2 separate regions of the Homo sapiens genome follow, and region 1 is linked to region 2. Evidence: chromatin loops called from intact Hi-C (ENCODE). Cell type or tissue: dorsolateral prefrontal cortex. All regions are shown on one strand. Each heading gives the region's core, and the rest is flanking DNA. Links, peaks and the distances in the headings are about the cores only.

Region 1 (2,918 bases), core at 320-2,819, 1.1 Mb before region 2:
GAAACTACTAAGCCATTGCTCAAAGATTAGTAGATTGTATCTACGTTTTGTTCTTTTTCTTTCCTATTCTAAAATTTAAAAAAGACTTTATTGTGTTTCTATTATTTAAAAAATATGAAGTGCCATTTTACTAACATATAAAATAATTAAACATTTTTAATTTTTGTGCTATATGCCTTTTTCCTTTGGGGAAAATATGACAATGTAGGTAAAACATAAATATTTCCATGGAGTAAGTTTACATGACAAAGGGAAAAATATCCTTCTAATGATAAAGTCCCTTCTTCTACAACACCTTTAAAGTTCTGTAACATGTTTTAATAGCTCAGGACCACAGTCGCAACACTCCTTTTGATCCATAAGTGGCAGTATCTATTTGTATGAGGAGGTACAATTGGCAGTGTGCATTCCCAATGTTGGTGATGATCTGTATGTCACAGGCTTCATTTCCAACAATGTTATATGTAAATTAGTTATACCTTCATGCCAGGGTAGAATGCCATTCACAGAGTAATTGCCAACATTTTTCCTGGTCATTCTATAGGTGGAATGAAAATAGCCATTTAGAGATCTATTTCTATGAATTAACAGGAAAAAAATATTATGTTGTACACATTCTTTACATTATTTTTGTAACAGTTATGTTCCTTTTTGGTTACATATTTAATATTATATTAAATGGAATTTGAATGCCCCTTCAGTATTTAACCTACTCTCAGCATTTTTTAAACACCTAGTGATTTTATATTGTTTAGAGTATAAGAATTATATAAAAATAAATTCTGTTGCAAATTATTTAAAGTCTTTAAATGCCATGAATGAAATATATGTTGACTAGATGTGTTAGAAATTACTCTCAGTTATTTTGGTAGTACGTAAAGCACAAATGTTTAAGTTAATTTTCTTGCTTTACTAAAAAGTGTTTGCTGTTTCTGAGGGTTTCTTTTGATTTCTAAGAGGAGCAGTACACATGGACCTAAGCACAAATAATGGCAAAGCTAATTGTTTCAAATGACAAGAGCTTAAAATTCTTAGGGAGGGAAATTTAGCAAGCAGACTTTGAAAATCTATGAAGTGAGAAAAAGGTACTAATAGGTGAATTAGGAACATAGACAATTTTTATTATAGCATGTGTGGGCTTTCCTCATTCCATTTAAATTTTCTCTCATTTTAGAAATGTAGTGATATATACTCCTACTTTTCAGTTTCACAGCAAAAGTGAAACAACTGCTTTCCCCCCACACAAAATGATTTGTAAATGCATTCTGTGAATAAAACACATTAAACGCCATTTGCATATAGTACGTTAACACATGAGAAAAATGGTTCACACAGTACATTAGGAAGGAAATAAACAGAAATGACTTTAAAATGCCTGCTATATTCATAACAATTTAAAAGATAACAGAGCAATGTATTTCAGGTGCATTGGACTTAATTCAGTGACAATGTTTTCTTTGGAAGCCCTTATTTACTAATTTTTTTTAAAAACACTCCTTTGCCAATTGCAGTGCTAAGCTGCCAAGATTTTCAGAGCTGACCAGGAGGTGGAGATCTCATGCAAATGAACTCTTCCCCTTGGCTGGCAGCCCACAATGACTGATTCAAAAGAACACTTTAACCCAGAAGATGAGTCTGAGCTGATTATTGCTGGCCAGAAACCACTCCAGTGTTCCATGCTAGATGGGAGGTTGCCTTCCAAATACTATATTGCCTTCCAAAATTTACTGGCTCCATTTCCGAAAAAGGAAGGGTTCAAGTTTTTTCTCTTTTTTAAAAGCAGAAATCCCCATATATTAAAAACCTTCCTATCTTTAAATTAAATTTCTAAGCTCCATTTTCTATGTCCCTCAACTTGTGTAACAACCGCTTACAGGAGTGTATGTGTACATCTTTATTCCTAGGCTGTCTGAATTTTACATGGCTAAGTTTCACTGTTTAATAATATATTGAATCTGAAAGAAATGTTGAAAAATATATATGTGTAAGTCTCAAAGTTTTATTAGTTTTTCTAGTGTGAACTGGCATACGATGTAATTTTGAAGAATAGTATAATGAAGGTATGTTGAATTGGCGAGATGCAAGTCCAGCAGTATATTATAACATCGTCATTTTACTTCAGATTCTGGTTTCATATACACTTCCGCCTTTGGTAATTTACATAAACATGCATAGTCTATGAATAATGCATAAACCTTATTTTAAATGCAGAGCTTTCAACTCTCGCAGTGCACTAGTATACACACCCATTTGATTGGCTCTGCCCTGTTTTCATTACTCACAATTTCTTGGAACACAAAAGAGGTTGAAAAGGCTGACAGGAATGGACAGTATTTTTTCTTGTGTGTGTGGGAAATATTTGTTTCCTTTTCAAAGCAATTGGTGTTGCAAAGTTTTGTCTGTGATTATTGTTCCTGGTTGTTGTTATTTTTTTTCCAAGAAAGAATGCATTAAAATGTCTGAACCTGCAAAACAGCAATCACAATCAGATACTTTATTTATTTTTTTATTTTTAAAGGATACTGCAGAAATTGTTTTCTATTTGCATAAATCTGAACACCAGGCTATAATAAGGAAGCAACCATTAGACTTTTGGGGCAATATCCCAATTACACTTGACTTAAGTGGGTAATCTTAAAGCATTGATTGAATAGTTATGCATCCAGAAAATATTAAAAGTTTAGCATTAAATTGTGCTTATTCAAGTAGAATTGAATATTCTGATTAACGTACACACATGAGTCCTCTGCATTTGAGACATTGTGATTACTTTGTTTTCATATGAGCTTATCTATATGAAATAATCCATCCTATGATATAAGAGGATATAGATATTTTTATTAAAATGGCAGTAATTAATTAAATAAAAAGCAATACAGTGGTATGTAACAACTTTAAAAAAAATTTTGTATTTGTTT
Region 2 (2,918 bases), core at 273-2,772:
CCCTGGAGCTAGATCAGGTTCTGGCGACTGCTCCAACCTGGAACGCCGGCTCAGTAGCGCCCAAGCCGAAGGCGAAGGGGAAGAGGAACGAAGTGTGGGATGGGGGGCGGCCCCTCATTGGGGGTTCAGGTAGGGATTGGATTCTGCAGGGAATGCTCCAAGGGTTGCTCCCTAATAATTTGGGACTGCGATAAAAAAAAAATAGCCGCAGTTTCGAAGTCCCAGAGCTTTATCAGGAAGCATTGGACGCCCCTTTCTCCTCCAGACTGGGGCGGGCTTCCAGGGATGCCCCCTCCGACCCCGTCACCAGCGGAGGACTCATCTGCCGCGGGGCTGCCGGAAGCTCTCACTCCCGCCAGCCCCCTGGGTGCTATTGATGCGGACCTTGGAGGTGCCTGCGGCGTGGCCTAACACGTGGACGCGGCCCATAACCCGCCCCGGCTGCTGCTTTCGCCTGAAGGCGGACAATGGCTTTATTAATCGGCCATCATTAAACTAACCCAGGAGAAGCCCCATCCCGCAATGAGGGCGCGGCAGGCTAATTTTGCCTACGGCTGAACAGTTGGGGCAAACGGTGGTTAACACGCTGGATCCCTCTCTAGTGAAGGCCCGACCGTCCCGATCTTTGGGGTCCGCACCAATGATCCCATGAAAAACAAAGGTCAGTCCCCAAACTCCTAGGAATCCACACTGTTCCTCTCCAAACTTCCTGCTCCCCGCTAAGGCAAAAGACCCCGAGCCTTGTAAACCCTTTTGTCAGAACGCGAATTAATGTTTCCAAGATTTTTTCTCAAAAGAATTAAGAGCTCTAGAGGCGCCTCTTCCACTCACTAGGGCACCATGTCAAAGGGACTCGTCATGGCGATTTACAAATATCACGATCGTGGACAGCGCTATTGGAATGTAACTTGGGCTTGGTTTCATGCAGTCCTTAAGGATTTCGTTGAGGCCCTGGAGACGTGACTAATTCCTCCCAGTCCATAGTGGGAAATGCTTATTGGGCTTTGGTTGAGATAAAATAAAATAAAATAAAAGCTAGACCCAAAGCTTCGTGTGGACCTTAAACACACACACACACACACACACACACACGCACAATAAGCAAGAGTCAGTGACCTTCTCTGGACATCGCAGCCACCCCCCTAGCTCCCGCGTTAAAATCACCAGAGTCAATTCCCGGCGTCGGTCTCCACAGTCAACCCCCGCCCCTTCCCCATTTCTCATCAAAAGGCAGGAGAAACGTCATATTTTATATTTCTTTTCTCCACATCTGGGCATTTTCTTGTGCATCATATCCTAAACAAATATTCTCCTTTTACATTCGTGTGCGCCTAGGACGGTGTGGACCTGCGCCCCTCTTCCCCGTAGCGACCGTGTTGGAGAAACTCGCTCGGAGGACCAGTGTGCTGCGGGGGCCAAAACTCACGCTGCCCAGCCTTGAAGAGCTGGAGAACGGAGCCGGGCCCCGCCGAACCTGCGCTCGCAGAGAATGTTATCTTCACAGCAACTTAGCAAGCCCCACAGAACAAAAGTTAAAGCGTGATTGCACTATACCTTGCCCCGGGTTACTCAGGCGCCTGTCTCCCATTTTGGACATGCAGGAAATGTTGGATTTGGGGAGGTTTGATTTGGCTGGGTTTGGTTTGTCTATATAAGCCCTGCTGGAGTACTGTACTGAGGAACGCGCCTTGATGGACTCGGGTGTTAATTAACGCGCTAATTTGAGCTTCAGGAGCGGGAGGCGGCCGGTAGCACCGCGAGCCGCGAGGGGCCAGTGACCTCTAGTGGACATGAGGAGATATGCAGCGCGAGTGAGCGTGTAGCAGAGAAAACTCTTTCCTGAGCAGCTGCTCGCGTGTCTCCTCTGAATCCAATGCAAGGGAGGGACACAAGTCCCCAATTTAAGGGAGAAAGAGCCGTCAGCAAGTGGTGTCGACCAAAGACCTTAGCTCTTCTGATGTATCTGAAATCTAAACGCAATTTAAGCGCGCGTGCACACACACATTGTTACTTATCAGTTTTTCCAGCGAGAGAAGAACATATGGAAAGGGTTTGAGAAGTGAGCGTGAATAACTTTGGTTTCTGAACCTAGAGAAAAGCAGGGCTTTCAAAGCTCCGGAGGCACCAGCGATTCAGGGGAAGGAGTCGGAGTGTGATTCTGTAAACAAAGTTCATCAGTACTCCCAAGATTTTTTTTTTTTTCTGTAAAGAATTGAGAAAAAAAAAACGTAAAAAGCTTAGTTGGGTCAACAACAAGAAAGTAATCGAACAAATGATGTGTGGAAAGGTCCAGATGCTCCTGAGTTCACACCCCTCAGGCAAATAAGAAGACAAAAATAAGAACAAAAGAACCCCTTCGCTTAACAAAAATAAAATAAAGGCCAAGAGGAGAAAATGATCTGTTTTGGTTTTTTAACCTTCATTTATTTCATTGGTTAGTTAAACTACTGCAGAAATTTTTGGAAAGATCGTCCTGGTGCTTCTGCAAGCGCCAAAAGCAAACCATGGACCTGATAGTTCAGGCAGAATACCATTTTTTAAAATAAACCAAAGTCTGTATTTTATCCTTCCCCATTCCACAGACCGCAGCAGACTGTGGAAGCTGGCGAGGCCCAGTAGAATCCCGCGACCCCACAGCCTCAGCGCTCAGGGTTCCACGGTCCAGTACAGGCTAAACTGACCTCGCCGACGGCCGCGCCCACTTGGGCACTTCTCCCGGGTCTTGTTCTACGGGCGTTTGAGGATTTCTTAGTCTCTTTCTTCCCTGGCACTCTTCCTCCGAGGCCAGAAGTCTGAATTACTAGCAGCTACCAGCCGCTTGGAGCGGGAACGTGGAGGTGATCCCCTCCCCGGGAGTAGCCTGTCCGTCCCAGCTCTCCTCCCTTCTGTGCCTGGCGGTTTTGCGGTACCCGAATCTG

The links. A loop is a pair of places that touch in the nucleus more often than their neighbours do. Peaks named below come from ENCODE experiments on the same cell type or tissue, not always from the same donor. Only the 100,000 strongest peaks of a DNase experiment are listed, where the experiment ranks them.
Region 1: a loop joins it to region 2, with 5 times the contacts of the local background. A loop is called at or near these places in 3 of 110 quality-filtered maps.

The regions. Positions count from the first base shown.
Region 1 is chr5:87,539,675-87,542,592 of GRCh38, forward strand. No RefSeq gene overlaps it. Among named protein-coding and RNA genes, the nearest start is that of LINC02488, 120 kb to the right of the region's middle. In dorsolateral prefrontal cortex, for the core only: CTCF peaks have their summits at 1,544 (motif pointing right) and 1,745; a DNase peak (open chromatin) is centred at 1,587; H3K4me3 peaks cover 1,217 bases; H3K27ac peaks cover 2,057 bases.
Region 2 is chr5:88,689,359-88,692,276 of GRCh38, forward strand. All of the region lies in intron 1 of MEF2C-AS2 (MEF2C antisense RNA 2), which reads left to right. It overlaps GSCAR (glioma stem cell association long noncoding RNA), which reads right to left. Exons shown (of 3, transcript XR_007058863.1): 3 at 2,399-2,918. It also overlaps a transcript of MIR9-2HG not described here. Among named protein-coding and RNA genes, the nearest start is that of MIR9-2HG, 6.0 kb to the left of the region's middle. RefSeq lists enhancers at 1-597, 598-1,277 and a silencer at 1,833-2,059. In dorsolateral prefrontal cortex, for the core only: a CTCF peak has its summit at 1,786 (motif pointing left); DNase peaks (open chromatin) are centred at 445, 1,446 and 1,773; H3K4me3 peaks cover 2,500 bases; H3K27ac peaks cover 2,500 bases.